2 separate regions of the Homo sapiens genome follow, and region 2 is linked to region 1. Evidence: chromatin loops called from intact Hi-C (ENCODE). Cell type or tissue: HepG2. All regions are shown on one strand. Each heading gives the region's core, and the rest is flanking DNA. Links, peaks and the distances in the headings are about the cores only.

The links. A loop is a pair of places that touch in the nucleus more often than their neighbours do. Peaks named below come from ENCODE experiments on the same cell type or tissue, not always from the same donor. Only the 100,000 strongest peaks of a DNase experiment are listed, where the experiment ranks them.
Region 2: it touches region 1 in a loop (2.1-fold over the local background); 19 of 110 quality-filtered maps call a loop at or near these places.

The regions. Positions count from the first base shown.
Region 1 is chr2:111,108,129-111,116,465 of GRCh38, reverse strand. All of the region lies in intron 17 of ACOXL (acyl-CoA oxidase like), which reads right to left. It overlaps ACOXL-AS1 (ACOXL antisense RNA 1), which reads left to right and starts at 878. Exons shown (of 4, transcript NR_122074.1): 1 at 878-946; 2 at 2,168-2,327. In HepG2, for the core only: no CTCF peak of the experiment used is centred there; no DNase peak of the experiment used is centred there; H3K27me3 peaks cover 1,349 bases.
Region 2 is chr2:111,174,722-111,183,058 of GRCh38, reverse strand. LOC124907868 (a long non-coding RNA gene) reads left to right here. Exons shown (of 2, transcript XR_007087189.1): 2 at 1-2,139. Among named protein-coding and RNA genes, the nearest start is that of BCL2L11, 58 kb to the right of the region's middle. In HepG2, for the core only: no CTCF peak of the experiment used is centred there; DNase peaks (open chromatin) are centred at 3,768, 4,048 and 6,437; H3K4me3 peaks cover 600 bases.

The sequences.
Region 1 (8,337 bases), core at 33-8,032:
GGTGGAGGAAATAGGGGATGGGGAATATAGAGGGTAGGGATATGGTGGGGGAAGAGCATGAATTGTAATAGTCCAACAATACATCTTCCCTGAAAATGTGCTCTATTACACCAGTAATTTCTAATGAAAAACTTCATTCTTCACACACTGTGGTTAAGCATCATCAAATCAGTACTGAAAAGACCTTTGATCGTATTTGCAAGATGCACTAAAATGAACTTTCACTGACCAAGATTTCAAAGTTTGTAATTAATACTCTTGAAAAATCCCTGACTAATCTGTCAACTCTCAACGTCTTTAACCACACAGTTCAAAACCATGAGGTGGCGTACACAGCCCCTAAACTTTCCACATATTGTCATATGATTATTCAAGATAATTTTCCCTTTGGGTTTGCATTATGAAACTCAACCAACTTTGGTAATATATTCACCGGTGGGGGAAATACAATGATTTGAATGAGTGTAAAATAGAGTATGGGTTTTATCTATCTGGTGCCAAAAACAGAACGTAGGGCCAGAGGTAGGAATTAAATGAGGCAGATTTCAATATAAAGAAAATTTTAAAAAAATAAACTTGAAAAGGAACCCAATGGCTGGTGAAAAGGAGGGTTTCTTCACTCATAAGTGTTCAGGGAGTGTGCCCTCCAATGGCACCCTAGAGAAGAAAAATGAACTGGCTGTGAAGAGGAGTTGACTGCCAAGATTCTTTCTAAATCTAAAGTTCTGGAGCAGTTTAAAATACTCCTTCTAGCCTTCTCCATTTTTCCTAGACTGCAACAGAAACCTCAGAATGATTATTGTCTCAATGGACGGATCCGGCATCATTCCTGTTAGTTATTGTTTGACTCTTAGTTATTGTTTGACTCTGATTCCAGGTACCCACCCACCTCTGTTCCTGGCTGTCAAGATGATAATAATAATTACCATCCTTTCACTCACAAATGGTATGCTGGATTCCTACCCAGTGTTAGGTACAATTCTGGACTTTAGAGGTTTAATGGTACACACTACAGGAACAGGTCTCACATCGTGAAGCTGTTGAGGCGTTTTAAAAATTTTTAAAAATATATGATCTCTTTAATACAAAATAAACTTGAGAAGATAATATAGCATTGATTATTACACAGTTACAGTATTTTTATTACCAGGGGGTATTTTTATATGGGGCTAAGCAGTGTATTATTAAAGTTTAGTTTTGTTACCAAACATGCTTCCATACTATAAGCATAAAAATTGCACATAGTGTAGGGGTCCTCTGCCCTGCCAGTTTATGACCCATTTATGCTGGACAAAGTACTTCAAGCTTACCCATATCTTTACAAAGAAAATTCACCAGCTTTTGAAAAAGACAAATGAATAGGTATACTTTAAAAATAAAAAAGTATGAACAAGTTATAGGTTCTTGCAAAAACATTTTTTAAGGTCAAACCTAAACATGGGCACTATTGCTCTACAAGCAATAAGAATGTACAGTCCACTGGAAATAGCCAGTGAGTGGAATTTGAGAATATCTGCTTTAAAGAAAGCAGAAGCACTCAGCCCTCAAGGGATGACACTGTGTTTGACTATATTAATATGTATATTTGGGAGTGAGGGAAAAATTGTAACATCAGTTTGGCTTCCCACCTCCATCTAGTTGCAGTACTCAATTTATTTTTCTGCTCTTTTTGACTCTCCCTACAGTTTCCTTATTTCAGTTGGGAGAGTAGGATGGCCAAGGATGGGCAGTGACTAAGCTTTGCAGTCCTCTGAACAAACCATATTTTCCCAGCATGGCATGGTGTTAGTCCTATAATAGATGTTCAGGGTGGGAAGTGCCCAGTACACTTGGAGGGACACCCCAGCTATTCCTAGGACTCCATGCAGAAGGTTTTCCTGCCTCTTCCCATATGTCTCACCCCTGTTCTCAGCATAAGATGACCACATGCTGTTTTTTGTGAAAAATCCCTTACCCAAACTTGAAATGTCCCTTCATTAGCCCCTTTCGTCTGGCTACCTTGGTAGAGTCTTTTTCTCCATCCCTTTAATCTGGGCTGAGTTATGACTTGCTTTGCCAGTAGAATATGGGGAACATGTCACTGTGTGATTTCCAGAGTTTAGGCCTTAAGAAGCTTTGAATCCCCCATTATCACTCTCCTATAACCGTGAGAATACCTGCTGTGCAGAAGCCCAGTCTAGCCTGCTGGAGGACAAAAGGCCACGTAGAGATGGACCAAGGTGCCTTGGCCAACAGCCAGCACCCACTGCCAGATATGAGAGAGAGGCCATCTTGGACATCCTAGTCCTGTTGAACTCAGATGACTGCAGCCACAGGAGTGATCCCAGGTAAGACTAGCCAAAGAACTGTCCAGGCTGCCTGCCCACAGAATAAGTATCAGTCATTATCACCGGTTAATGCACAGAAATAGAAATTTTTAACCTGACTAAGCAAAACAACAAATAAACTTACTTGCTATAAGGAATCAATTCCACCTCCTTTCCAAAAAGAATCTCTATGCAGCCAACTCTTACTTTCTAAGGGATTGTTAGATATTGGTGAGCCATTAATGTAATTTCCTGTCCATTATTTTTCAGTTGACTTCATTTTAGGTTAACTAGATTTTGAGCTAGAAACTTTACAGGAAGGGGAACCTTAATTAATGAACAAACATCTTTTAATCTAAAAGATGTGATGAGGGAATAAGATTAAAGTGGTTGGTAAAATGAGGTTCTGTGCTACTTGTGGCTGTCATTTATCACCTTTGCTTCTGCTGTGACACATAACTGGCATTCTGGCAGGTGCCTCTGGCCACCTTTATTCCATGCTTGTCTCGTGCAACCCTAGTCCCCAATCAACAATTCATAGCTTGTTACTCCAGCCTTTGCCAAGGATCCATCTCTGCTGTGCAGTATCTATGCTTTCCACATTCCATCCCGGAGGGCCAGGCAGGTAAAGGCATGAAGTACAGAAGGGAGCTACTTAGCTGTCTTTGACTTAGTCTGCTCTATCTCCAGCATCTTTATAACAATGCTATGTGGCAACATATGGCACTTTACATATGTAACCAAGGTCTTCGGTGTTCTGCCCCATGCTGACATTTCCTGGACAACTACTGTGTGCCAGATTACAGAGGAGGGCTTTAGGTTCACTGTCTTATTCAGTACTCATAACAACTCTATCAGGTATCAACCCATTTTACAGATGAGAAAACCAAGGCTTAAAGAATTTAAGTCACATAACTTGTAACTGATGCAACTAGAGTTTTAATCCAGGGCTTTTTTTTTCTAAAGCCTTGTCTACCCTTTTGCCTTCATCTTTTCCCCCAGTGCCTCACTGCTTCCAGTTGCTGGAGGATATGTGGTGCTGCACTGACAAATGCCTCCACCACTGTGGCAGACGTGTGACCCTTGACGTTCTTCCTAAGTCAGAATCTGTATTCTGTGTGTGCCTAGTGTGGAGAACATGGATCTGCCCAGCCACACTGGCTCAGATTCTCTGAGAGGACCAGGGCAGTAATGGTGCCCAGGAGTACTCTATGATGTTGCCACCGGAGGAAGGTGCCAAGGATATCGGCTTCAGAGCCAGCTACCATGTGAAAAGTCCAGCTTGATGACCTAGAAGGACCTTTACCTGCAGAAGGACAAGGCTTCAACTCTGTTCTGCAGATTCTCCTTCAGTAAATTGGGAGTGCCCTTCCACACTGGTCAACAGGCCCCTCCCTGCTGCTTTGGATCACCACCTTAAGTCAAACACAATTCAAGTGCCTTCAAAAGAGCAGCACATGGACTGGCAAATCGTGACTGGTGAAAATGGGCACAATCAAGTAGTTAACCTGCACCTATTCTCACTTTTTGCAGACTTCCAAACTCGCTGAATGCACAGAGGCCTTGGCCTGGCTTATCTCCTCCTCGCTCACTTATCCTGAAGAATTGCTTTCCCTTTAGACAAACATTCTGTAAAGGATCAGATGGTAGGTCTGTGGCAGCTAATTTCCCATCTTAGTCCTTATGCCTGACTAAGCAGTCAATGAAAGAAAAATAAACCTGAAACACTCACACGAGGCATAATCTCATAGCGTGTGCTGTGATTCTACTTCTCTCAATTTACCCAACAACTACTAGAAAGGGGAGCTCCATTCCTGTTTTCATTGCCCACTGGCTGGCTCCTCCAGGGAGGGTCAGACCTTAGCTTGGTGCGTCTCCTGGTCCCAGGAACACATACATTCTCATTGGTTTTCTCTGCAACCAAGTTTCATTAGCATAAAATGACATTCCACAGGTCTATTAAATAATCAGGACTCCAGCTAATATTTTCTCTGAATCAATTTAAATTATATTTTATGTTGATTTGTTCCTTCAGTTGATAAACAATATTTAGCATAATCTGAAATGTTAGAATAGAGAAATTGCCTTCCTTACCAAACAACAACAAAATCACTTTTGTTTACCCTCACTAAATAATTAAACTTGAAGAAAATTTACCTTTAAAATGTCCTTTCTACTGCAATTTTCTTCAACTAAAGAGTACACAATTTGGCTGTTTACTAAGTATTTTGACAATGTCCACTTTGGTAGAGAAAAAGGGCTTTGAACTCTGACATTGCCACTTCCAAGCCATACTACCTTCCTTATCTCTAAGATGGAAGGATTTAGTAAACTTGGCGCAGGTTGATTATTTATAAATATTATTGTTATTATCATGGGTTCTCTAGTTAGTAATAAATACAATTTCTTTCTAACTCTGGTATTTCCATGACAAAGTTTGCTTAATCATCATTACCTAAAACAAGAATGCTGAGACAGAGGCATCAACATTAACCACTTAATAAGAACTTCTGACATTTATTCATACTGCTACTGATTCATAAGAGGAAAAGTTTAAAAAGAAGACAAGTGCATATACCTTTCCCTTTAGAATACAGGAAACCATATAAATGTTTTGGCAATGGGATTAAAGTAACCACAATGCTGCTCATAGTAGCATTTTCTACAGACAAAGGCATTTACATGAAACAAGAAAGAATATTCAATTAGGTAGTTGTAATAAAGCTGGAGTATTAGCTGCACACTTCTCATATAAAAAATATGGCATCACAGTGGCTCATGCCTGTAATTTCAGCATTTTGGGAGGCCGAGGTGGGTGGATTGCTTGAGCTCAGGAGTTCCAGACAAGTCTGGGCAACATGGTGAAACCCCATCTCTACAAAAAATACAAAAATTAGCCGAGAGTGGTGGCTCATGCCTATAGTCCTAGCTATGCGGGAGGCTGACGTGGGTGGATTGCTTGAGCCCAGGAGGTGGAGGTTGCAGAAAGCCAAGATCATGCCACTGCACTCCAACCTGGGTGACAGAGTGAGATCCTGTTTAAAAAAAATAAATAAATAAAATAAATTAAAAAAACTTAATCAACTGATAGTTTAGTTTTGTAAGTACAAACCCAAAGAAATGCAAACATACTCAAGAAGGAATAATCTTCAGTCAAAAATTTTCAAGAGGCAAAATCCCCACAAACTGCCAAAACTAAAAATACAATAAGAGTCCAAAGTTATTATGGAGAAATTCTGTGTAAGTGGGTCCTGGAATATTCAACTTCATTGTCCCAAATGATCTGAAAATCAACTGGGAGGGCTCCTAGTTAAAATGTAGATAGATTCAAGAGAATTTTGCTCCATGGTTACAAACTGAAGAATCTGAACAAAGTAAAAATCAGATGTTTTATGGGGCTACTGAAAAGCACTATACATAAGAAAGTAACGTTAATGAAGTGATTTCAGAGAGATGAGCTCTTTCTTGGTAAGCCAACATCCACAGAAGCTTCCACACATGGGGTAGGTGCCTGTTTTGGGGACAGGTGGACAGAAGACTGGGCCTAACAGAGATGGAGAGACTTTGAAGGGATGAGAAAAATGGCCAGATGGACTGGAATTGGGAAGAACTCCTAGCACAGAAACAAACACTTGGCCTAGCGATTCTTACCCTCAACCCAGAATTTTGCTATGAAAGCAGCAGTTCATGGAAACTGAAAAGCAGAGGAAATTTGCATGGTCCCATGTATCCTTGTGGTGCATAGACTTTGGAGCTGCGCTGGAGTTCAACCCAAAGGTGAATCAAAGATATCTGAAACTGTAGTTCACCATTTTCACAGCTCAAACTCTGAAAGAATAAAGACGGTAGTGTGATGGGGTGGGTGGACTAAGCACAGTGAACTCAGTCTAAGTAAAGCAGCTCCTGCTCAACCTGACTCTAGGAGGAATCTTAATGACTAGACCCTGACCCTAACCACCAGACAAAAGAAAGGAAAATAAACAAAAGAAAGTAAAATCTGTTATAGACAATGTTTGAAGTACAATAATAAGTTATTAGACCTGCAAAGAAGCAGGAAAATGTGACCCCAAATCTAAAGAAAGCACAATCAGTAGCCGACTTAGAGATGACCAGTTACCGGAATTAATGGACAAAGATTTAAAAACAACTATTATAAATGTGTTCAAGAATTTACAAGGAGAAGGCCAGGCACGGTGGCTCATGCTTGTAATTCCACACTTTGGGAAGCTGAGGCGGGTGGATTGCTTGAAGCCGGGAGTTCGAGACCAGCCTGGCCAACATAGTGAAACCCTGTCTCTACTAAAAATACAAAAATTAGCCAGGCATGGTGGTGCATGTCTGTAATCCCAGCTACTTGGGAGGCTGAGACACAAGAATTGCTTGAACCTGGGAGGCAGAAGTTGCAGTGAGCCAAGATCATGCCACTGCACTCCAGCCTGGGTGAAAGAGCGAGACTCTGTCTCAAAAAAAAAAAAAAAAAAAAAAAAATAGAAGGAGAAAAATGGATATAATAGATTAATATGGGATATTTTCTGAGATAAATGTAACTCCTAAGAAAGAATGAAAGGAAAATTCTAGATCTGAAAAAATGGGATATTTGAGATAAAAATTCACTAATGAGTTTAACAGCAGAGTGAGTATTGCGGAACAAAAATCAATAATCTTGAAAACAGATTCATAGAAATTATTCCAAATGGGGCAAAGAGAAAAAAAAATGAACAGGCCATCAGTACCATGTGGGAATATATTGGCAATCCAACATACATGCCATTGGAATCTCAGAAGTCAGAAAGAATGAGACATAAAATACTTGAAGATGTAATGGTTGAAATGTTTCTAAATTTGATATAATAAAACATCTTCCACAAAAATATTCCTGACAATCTTATTCATAACATCAGTCCATAAACACCTTAAATGTCCATTAATAGGAGAATAAACATTTTTTTCAATACAAACTGTGTTAATGAAAGAAAAAAGAAGTGAGTCTTAAGTCTTCAGTTATTTTTTCTTCCCACAGATGAGTATAAGTAACACTGCACCTTAATACCTATGGAATGATGCAGCTGAGGTCAGCTGGAGGTAACAAGGCCAGTTCCTGGAGACTCTGATTAGGTGAGTTCTAGAGAGATGAGCATTTGGGAGGACAGATGGGCTGAGCCGATACAATGAAATACTACTCAGCAAAAATAAACAAATTAATTTAAAAAAGGAATGAATCATCAAATATCTCAGAAACATTATACTGAGCAAAAGAAACCTACATCTATCTGCTTCCATTCCTACGAAGCTCTGGAGCAGGCAAACTGAGCTCTTATAATAAAGTTAGAAACTCAGGGGTCAGGGTGAGGAATTGATGGAAAAGTGTCTGAGAGAAATTTATTGGGTGATGGACACTTTCTTTAACATGACTGAGATCTGCATTATACAGTCTGCTATTTGTCAAAACTCGCTGAACTGCACCATTAAGATTTGTGCGCTTCGGCCGGGCATGGTGGCTCACGCCAGTAATCCCAGCACTTTGGAAGGCCAAGGCGGGCGGTATCACCTGAGGTCGGGACGAGACCAGCCTGACCAATATGGAGAAACCCTGTCTCTACTAAAAATACAAAAATTAGCCAGGCGTGGTGGCACATGCCTGTAATCCTCGCTACTTGGGAGGCTGAGGCAGGAGAATCGCTTGAACCTGGGAGGCAGAGGTTGAGGTGAGCCAAGATTGTGCCATTGCACTCCAGCCTCGGCAGCAAGAGTGAAACTCTGTCTCCAAAAAAAAAAAAAAAAAAAAAAAGATTCATGCACTTCAATGTATATAAATAGACCTCTATTTTTAAAATTAAAAGAAAAATAAAGGGAAACAAAGCAATTTGGGGGGAACCAACATGAGATTGCCAACTTATCTCTTTTGTCAAGTAAGGATAACAAAAAAGAACTGTCTATGATTATTATTTTATTTAAAGGGTAACTTTCAGCACCTAAAATATAGGGAGAATATAATAATATAATCTCTTAAAGAAAACTTATCTTGCATTAT
Region 2 (8,337 bases), core at 42-8,041, 67 kb before region 1:
GAAAAAGGGGTCAATATTGTCACAGGACTAAGATGAAGTCCAAGAGTGGGGCTGGGCCTGGCCAGTTGGAGTCATTGGTGACCTTGACCAAGCAGTCTCAGTACTGGGGAGCAGAGCTAGCCTTCAGTGGGTCCAGGAGTGCATGGGAGTTAAGAGATGGAGACTGCAAACAAATTATATTCTTTGGAGAAATCTGACTCTAAAAGAAAATAGAGGGATTGGGAAGTAGTTGTCAACGGGAGGGGCTGGAGATAGATGAACTGCAGGTGGGAGGAGCATGTCTGGGTGCTGATTGGACTTGCCTAGAAAAACCAAGAGACTAGTGAGAGAGCCAGAGAGGGACAATGAGAGCAATAAGTTCCCAAGGAGCTGGAGAGGATGAATTCAGAGCACAGGTGGAGGGACTTTCTCCATCAGCACAGGAAGAAGCAGAAGAGAGAAGCAGCCAGGATGGGTCCTAGTCTGGTATTGGGAAGATGAGAGTTGAGTGAAGTAATGAAGGGGAAGGGTCCCTTGGAACCAGAGGGAGAGAGCAGGGTGGAAGGGAAGGTGAGAGGAAAAAGAGAAGTAAAATTGTCATCTGGGAGTGGGCAGTGGCCTACTAGAGAGAGTGGTGGGGTTGCCTGGCAGTCTTGAGGGCAAGTGCATGGGCCAAGATCATGAATTTAGAGCAAAATCAGCCAGCCCTATTGTGTGATTATCTCCAAGAACAGGCAACTGCTCTGGAGCAGGCGTGGAGACAGCGGATGGGAGGTTTCATTCAGGGTTGGGACTTTGCCAAGGGGCTGTGACAAAGGATAGAAAGGCAGAGTTGCTGAGAAAATTCACACTGGAATAATGATGAGGAACCATGTAGCAGAGGCTGGACAAAGAAGGAAGGAAGAGGAGCTGGGAAGGAGGCTCAAGAGGGAGGAGGGGGAGTCACTGCATTGAAATTCTCAAGGAAGCCAAGAAACTGAGGCAGTGGAGAATCTTGACCTGCAGGGCTGGGAGGATTGGGAGAGGTGTTTGGAATCCAGATTTGAGGATGGGATGGTACAGGTGTGACTGCAGGAATGGGCACCTGAGGAGCCCAGGAGGGAGTGGCCTCTATGGTGCTGCATGGTCTGTCTGACTGGATGTGAATGCTACCAGGGATGATGATGACATCAGGAGGTGGAGGTGAAGACTCTGACCAGGAGGTGACAATGCTGCCTTTGACCAGCTCTATGAGCCAGGCAAGTCACCCTGTGGCCACAGCAGGCTCTGGAGCACCCCTGCCCAGGTTCTGCCACTTTCTAGATGTGTGACTATGGAGGCTTACTTCCCCTCTCTGCACTTTGATATCTTTACTTGTAAAAATGGGGGAATAATTTACACATGCCTCTTAAAGTTGTTTGAAGACTAATGGAAATAATTCAGGCAAAGCACCCAAAACAGTGCCATAAGTGTTAAATGTCTCCTTTTGTAGTGAGTTAAACTGTGGCACCCTGAAAGACTGCCCCACATCCAACACCCTGAACCTATAAATGTGACATTTTGGGGGTTAAGGATTTTTTTTTTTTTCATATAGAGTCTCACTTTGTCCCCCAGGCTAGAGTCTAGTGGTGCGATCTTAGCTCATTGCAACCTCCACCTCCTGGGTTGAAGTGATTCCTGTGCTTCAGCCTCCTGAGTAGCTGGGATTACAGTCATGCACCATCACACTCAGCGAATTTTTGTCGTTTTAGTAGAGATGGGGTTTCACCATGTTGGCCAGGCTGGTCTCGAACTTCTGACCTCAAGTGATCCACCCACCTCGGCCTCCCCAAGTGCTGGGTTAAGGATCTTAAGGTGACATCATCTTGGATTGTCTTAGTGGGCTTAAATTCAATGACAAGTGTCCTTGTAAGAAACAGGAGAGGACACAGAAACAAAATGACCCCATACACACTCGTGCAAACACACGCCACAGGAGAGAATGCCATGGGAGAATGGAGGAAGAGATTGGAGTGATGCAGCCACAAGCCAAGGAATTCCTGGACCCACCAGAAGCTGGAAGTGGCAAAGAAGGACTTGCCACAAAGCAGCCTTTGGAGTGAGTATGGCCTGCCAACACCTTGACTGTGAATTTCAAGTCTCTAAAACTGTGAGCAAATAAATTTTTGTCGTCTTAAGCCACTAAATTTGTGATAACTTGTGATGGCAGCTCTAGTAAACTGAAATAGCCCTCATGTGCCTGGGCCTCAATAATCTTCACCTTTGGAGACTGACATGAGCACTAAGGAACAAGCTGCGTGAAAACTGCATGTACAAGAAGGTGACTAATAAATATCATCAGGCATCCCTCCCAACCTCCAACACACGGGCATAAGTACACACAGACCTTCACACACATGTGCATTCTTTTGGCCTAAATGTTGCTTTGGGTGCTGGCTACTATTGTCTTACGTGTACCTCTTGCTCAGCAGAGTTGGGATGCAGTCAGACACTGCCACCAGCCATCAGAGATATGCGGATGGCACAAATACATGGGTGTATATGAAATGTGAGAGGGCAAGTGTCCAGAGTGGCCACCAACATCAGACATAATAATGTCAGAGAATTGGGCGGCATGTCTTCAGACCTCCTGTGGTCTCTTGTGGGACCAGGTGAGGGATAAGGTTCCCCTTCCTCTGCTGGCCACAGCCTCAGCTGGGCCCTTCACAGGTGCTGAAGAAGTCCAGCACAGAGGTGCGGGGGAGAGGCCAGCCCTCTTTGGAGCTCAGCAGTTCAGCGTCTTTGGACAGCTAGACTCAGTCATCAGAACTAAACTCACAGACAAGCACTCTGGGAGGTTGAGGCGGGAGGATTGCTTGAGCACAAGAGTTCTAGGACTAGCCTGGGCAATACGGTGAGACCCCATCTCTACAAAATTTTTTTTTAAATTATCTGTGCATGGTGGCACATGCCTGTAGTCCAATATACTTGGGAGGCTGAGGTGGGAGTATTGCATGAGCTGGAGAGGCAGAAGCTGCAGTGAGTTGAGATCACACCACTGCACTCCAGCCTGGGTGATAGAGCGAGACCCTGTCTCAAAAAAAAAAAAAAAAAAAAGAACTAAACACAGAGAGTGGCTGGAATGGGGAAGAGGCAGCCAAGAAAAGTAGGTGGCTCAGGCTGATCAACTGAGGTCAATGTCTTGTCAGTTTCAAATGCTAAGTCCCTGAGAAGCTACTCTCTGCTAAGCAGTGATCACTGCTCTCCTCTTGGTCAGGGTCTTCCTCCCTCGCTGAGTTGTGGGAAATGGGAATCACACATTCAGGATGCCCTCCCTGGGCAAGGCTCGCATCCACTTTGGGTATTTTTCAACTGAAAATCATGGCAGGTTTAAGGAGAATAACGTTAGGTCCCAGAAAACATGACATAGAAGGTTCTTGGCATTTGGGAACACTGGTAGAGTTCTGTCTCTCTGAAACTGGAGTTTTATTTGACATTCCTTGGAATGAAACCAGTTAACTTACTTTATATATTCCTTCAGTTCTTCAAAGGGTTCAGAATCAGACCAAAAAAAAAAAACCCATAAATAATCTAAAAAAAGGTTGTACTTTATCTTGATTTGCTGTTCCCCTCCCCAGCTCTTTATAATAAGGTCTATTTACGGACCCTGAGAAGCAATTACAGGAGAAAAAAATGTAATCTTGGTTCAGTTTTATAACAATGAAAGAGGTTTTTTTTCCTGCCTTGTGGATTATTTTTAAGTCAGTGTGGTATTGTTTACATAAGTCACAACTCACTGAGTCCAAAGTCCTTCAGATAGTACATCTGCCTTATGCATTTAGAAAAGGGGATCTGCAGGCAGGAATATGTTTATTTAATCCACATGGGGCTCCTTTCCCATTGCTTAGGACTCCATGGGTTAGACTTTACCTCTGGATCCGGCTGTCCTCCCTCCCCAGACCATGAGTAATCGGCCACGCTGGCCACACATGGGGTTTTGGTCACAGGGGGTAAGTGTACTCCCTCACACCTCAGGCAGTCTGTCTGTCTGTCTGTCTGCCTAAACCTTCCCAGCCCCACTAGGTAGGTCAGTTCTGTGAGTTGGACCAGGTTGAGGCAACAGGGATATGACCTGTGATGCCTGTGAGAGCCTGGTTCCATTGAGAAAGAGCTCCCAGAGGCCTCTTCCCAGACACCATTGCAAAACAGCCACTGTGACCCAGGGCTGCCCTGGCCTGCTGGTAGGCAAGGACTTTACGCCTGATTTCCTCTGGAGGGAAGTTTTGAGCAGCCTCCATCTGGGTGCTGCCCATTGGTGTACTGTGAAAGGCCATATATGACGGGGTCCCACAGAGGGATGCTATCAGGGGTCTGGAGGGAGATGGGAAGCTTCTCTCATTCCCACCCAACTTAGTACTTCTTTACCTTGTCCAGGCTTGTAGGGTAGCCACATTCTTCCAGAAGCAAGAGCTACATCATCCCACAGACATTCCCTGAGCACCTACTATGTGTCAGTGCTAGGGATGCGAGGATGGCATTCACACAGCCCTTGTTCTCATGGAGCACATAGTCCAGGCCCCCAGAGATTAGGACCTGAGTCCTTCCCTATCATTCCACAGCCACTCCCAGGTCTAGTAATCCTAGGTTCTAGCACACATTAAAGCTGGCGCTCCCAGAGTGTTCGCAAAGCCTGCTGCCCAGATAGTAAGACTGAAGGTGGGAATGAGTGGGTGACCAGGGAAGGTGCCACTGGAAAGTAACATTCAAGCAGCCCTGACTGCTGAAGAGGCCAGCCCTGTAGCTATAGAGAGAAGAGCGATTTAGAAAAAGCGGGCAGCTGCAGCCTTAGGCGGGAGTGAGCTTGGGTTGTTCTAAGCAACGGCATAGGGCATACTCCATAAAAGAGCCCATAATATTGACATTTATTTCTCCAACGTGTCCTTTTTTTATGACTCATGAAGACTTCTGTTTTATACCAGCCACCAAGTTTAGAAGCAACTAAATTGTCCGAAATGCACATGCCACCCAGAGCAGCCAGTGACAGTGAGTTCATCAAGACATGATCAGTCATTTTCTTCAGGTGAACTTATTTATCAGAATCCTGGCAGCGCTATGGCCCTGGACAGCAGCTTTTAAAAAGGAGAGGAGAAATAGTGGCCCCAGGGCCCAAACAGGTGAGATGAGGAAGGAGGAGGGGGCTACCAGGAGGCAAAAAGGGGCGTCTAAAAGGGAGAGCCGTTTTGCCAAAGGGCTGGCTGGACCTGCTGTTTAAAAAAGTTCTGTCATTTGAATAGGCTCCATGTTCTCACTACTCTTTTGAAAGTGGCAAACAGGCCAGGCGCGGTGGTTCACATCTGTAATCCCAGCACTTTGGGAGGCCAAGGTGGGCAGATCATGAGGTCAGGAGTTCAAGCCTGACCAACATGATGAAACCCAGTCTCTACTAAAAATACAAAAATTAGTCAGGTGTGCTGGCGCACGCCTGTAATCCTAGCTACTCAGGAGGCTGAGGCAGGAGAATTGCTTGAACCTGAGAAGTGGAGATTGCAGTGAGCCGAGATCGCACCACTGCACTCCAGCCTGGGTGACAGAGCAAGACTCTGTCTCAAAAAAAAAAGAAAAAAGAAAAAAAAGAAAGTGCAAACAGTACATACATATGATGAAGGTCAAGAGGCCAAGAAAAGACTGGGCTTTCATAGAAGATGATTTACCTGAGTCCTCGTCAGACATTTAGTTGCCACACACCCATCCAACAACGGTGTGTTGAGTGCCTACTAGGTGCCAGGTACGGCGAGATCCCGCTGAGTCAGAGGCACACTGGCTAATGCTAGCAGCCCCACAGACAGAGAGACACAATTTAAAATGTTATTAGGATCTTCCAGCAGGGATGAGAGCATTTACCTATAAGCCATCAGAAGGCCATCCCCAGAGCTTGGTGACTGGACCCGGAATCAGGCTGGGAGTTACCTGGGAGCAGCCACTGTTCTGAGCCTTGCTGGCTGGGGCAGGGACAGAGAGTCTGGTCCTGGGAGGGACTTGGAGCGGGCAAGGGTGTGCCTGTGGAGGCTCCCACGGAGGCCATTTCTGCATAGTATTGAGCAATCAGAAGTAGAAGTTCCCCTGGAAGAGCTTGGTGTCTAACCGGGTGCAATGTGCATTGTGGTCTGTTCCCCAACACAAATCATCATTTTCCCTTCTAAGTGCTCACACCTGAATGTGCTCTCTCAGAGCCTGCCCCTGTGTGTCCTCCTGTCCTTGTTTTTCAGGGGACGATGATGACACTTTTCCCATGATTATGAGATTCCCCTCACACTCTACACTCTCCTGAGCTATGGAAGGCCAGGCTCAAGCACAGCATGATCCACCCACGTTCACTGCCTGTGCCACACACAGATTCGGTTCTACCTCTAGCCCTTCTGGGGTCCACACTATGGCTCCGCCTCCCGTCTCTGAGCTCGCTGAGTTCTTTGGGTTTGTCAGTTGAAGGCTCTGACTCACCTGATGATGACTGGGCTCTCCCCAGGCTCACAACCCGGGGCCACCTCACCTCCACCCTGCCGTGGCCTTGGCCTTGGCCTTGGGCCCTACAGCACACTCTGTCCTCCACTCACCTTGAATTTGGCTGGAGGCATGGATGCCTGTGCCAGGGCAAACTGGCAAAGGGAAACAGAAAAGAGAATTGATCATTTTGCAACTACAACAGAAATTTAAACAGACAGAAAGCACCTTGCTGATTGCTGTCCTTCAGAGCATTGTCCCTGGGGAGCATTGCTGGACCCGATGCTGCTGTGGCTGCCCCACCACTGCTGGAGTCATCCCTGGCAGTTTTGAGCAAGCTGTCATTCAGCAGCTCCCAAGCCCAGCTGCACACTGGAGTCATTTAGGGACCCTTTAAAAATATGACACTGCACCCCCACCACAGACTCAGAGAGGTGGGCCTCTGGTATGGGTATTTTGTAAAAGCCCCTGGGGGAGTCTAACATCCTCTAGGCTTGAGGACCTCCCTCCTGTGCCCTGTCTGGCCTGTGTTCATAGATGCTCCATAGGCGCCACTGGGCCATCATCCACCTCTCATGAACAGATGCTCAAGGCCCTGTTTCCCCGGCTTATGAGAGTGCTTCATTAAAGCAAATGTCTAAATATTCATGCTCCAGGCTTTCTCTAAGCAGCCAGTGGGTACAGTCCACCTTCCTGGAGTTTCTTTCCAGAAACTCAACTTAAAAAAAAGCCCTTTAAAATGAATTGACAGCCCTTTGTTTCTAGATAACCCCTGAGTTGAGTTCGTGGTCCAGCAAAACAGAACTCTCCATTCACTCTTCCTCCACCCCAGCCCCTCCCCAACCGATCTCACTTCCCACTCCTGCTTCTATTCTCAGGAAGCGCCATCCCCGCTAATTGCTCTGACCCAAATCATCCTTTAGAATCCTTGATTCCTTCTGTTCCCTCACCTTCCACATCAGGAAGTCCTCCCTCCTCTTCCTCCAAAGCCTGTCTGCCCTCTGTCCACATCCCAGGTCTCCCGGGGTGGACTCCTGACTTCTACTCCTGACCAAAATCCAGGCACAGCCACAATCCAGGCACAGCCACAATCCAGGCACAGCTCTTAATTTTTTAACTTTTTATTTGAAATAATTTCAGACACACAAAAAGTTTGCAAAATAGTAGAGACACTTTTCTTATAGCCTTTACCCAGAGTACCCAGATGTTACCATTTTGCCACATTTTGCTTTATCCTTCTCCCTTCCAACTGCCACCATTCCATCCTGCCCCACATGCATGTAAGCACATCACATTTTTCTCCTGAACATTGAGAGTAAATTACCTGTTGCCCCTTGCCCCTAAATACTTCAGTGTGTATCTCCTAAAAATGAGGACATCCTCTTACCTAACCAGAGTTCAGCGATCAAAATCAGGAAATTAACATGGATGCAATATTAACATCTACATATTTTCTTCAGATTTGACCACCTGCCCCAATCATGTCTTTTATAGCAATGGAAAATTCCAGATAGTATATTGCATTCAGTCACCATGTCCCCTTGGTCTCCTGTAATCTGGAGTTTCTATCAGATTATGTTACTCCTGTGACAAGAGCCCTCCACTGTCCTGGGAATGTAGGGCCAGCCCTGTCTCGGGCATGCCCCCTCACCCTGCAGCCTGGCCTAATTCTCAAGCCCATCTCCCCCATCCATGGCTCCCTCCCTCGCATGTCCCCGATGCAGCCCCTTCCTCCCCATTTGCTGTGCTGGGCTTCACATCTCTAGTGGCTCTGTCTGGACCGCTCTTCTCTGGTTGCTCCTGATCACCCTGAGGTCTCAGAGGAGAGGCCTTCCTTTCTCTGGTCCCACCACCGCACCTGGTCCACTACACTCTGCCTTGTTTATTTCCTGCACCTTTCAC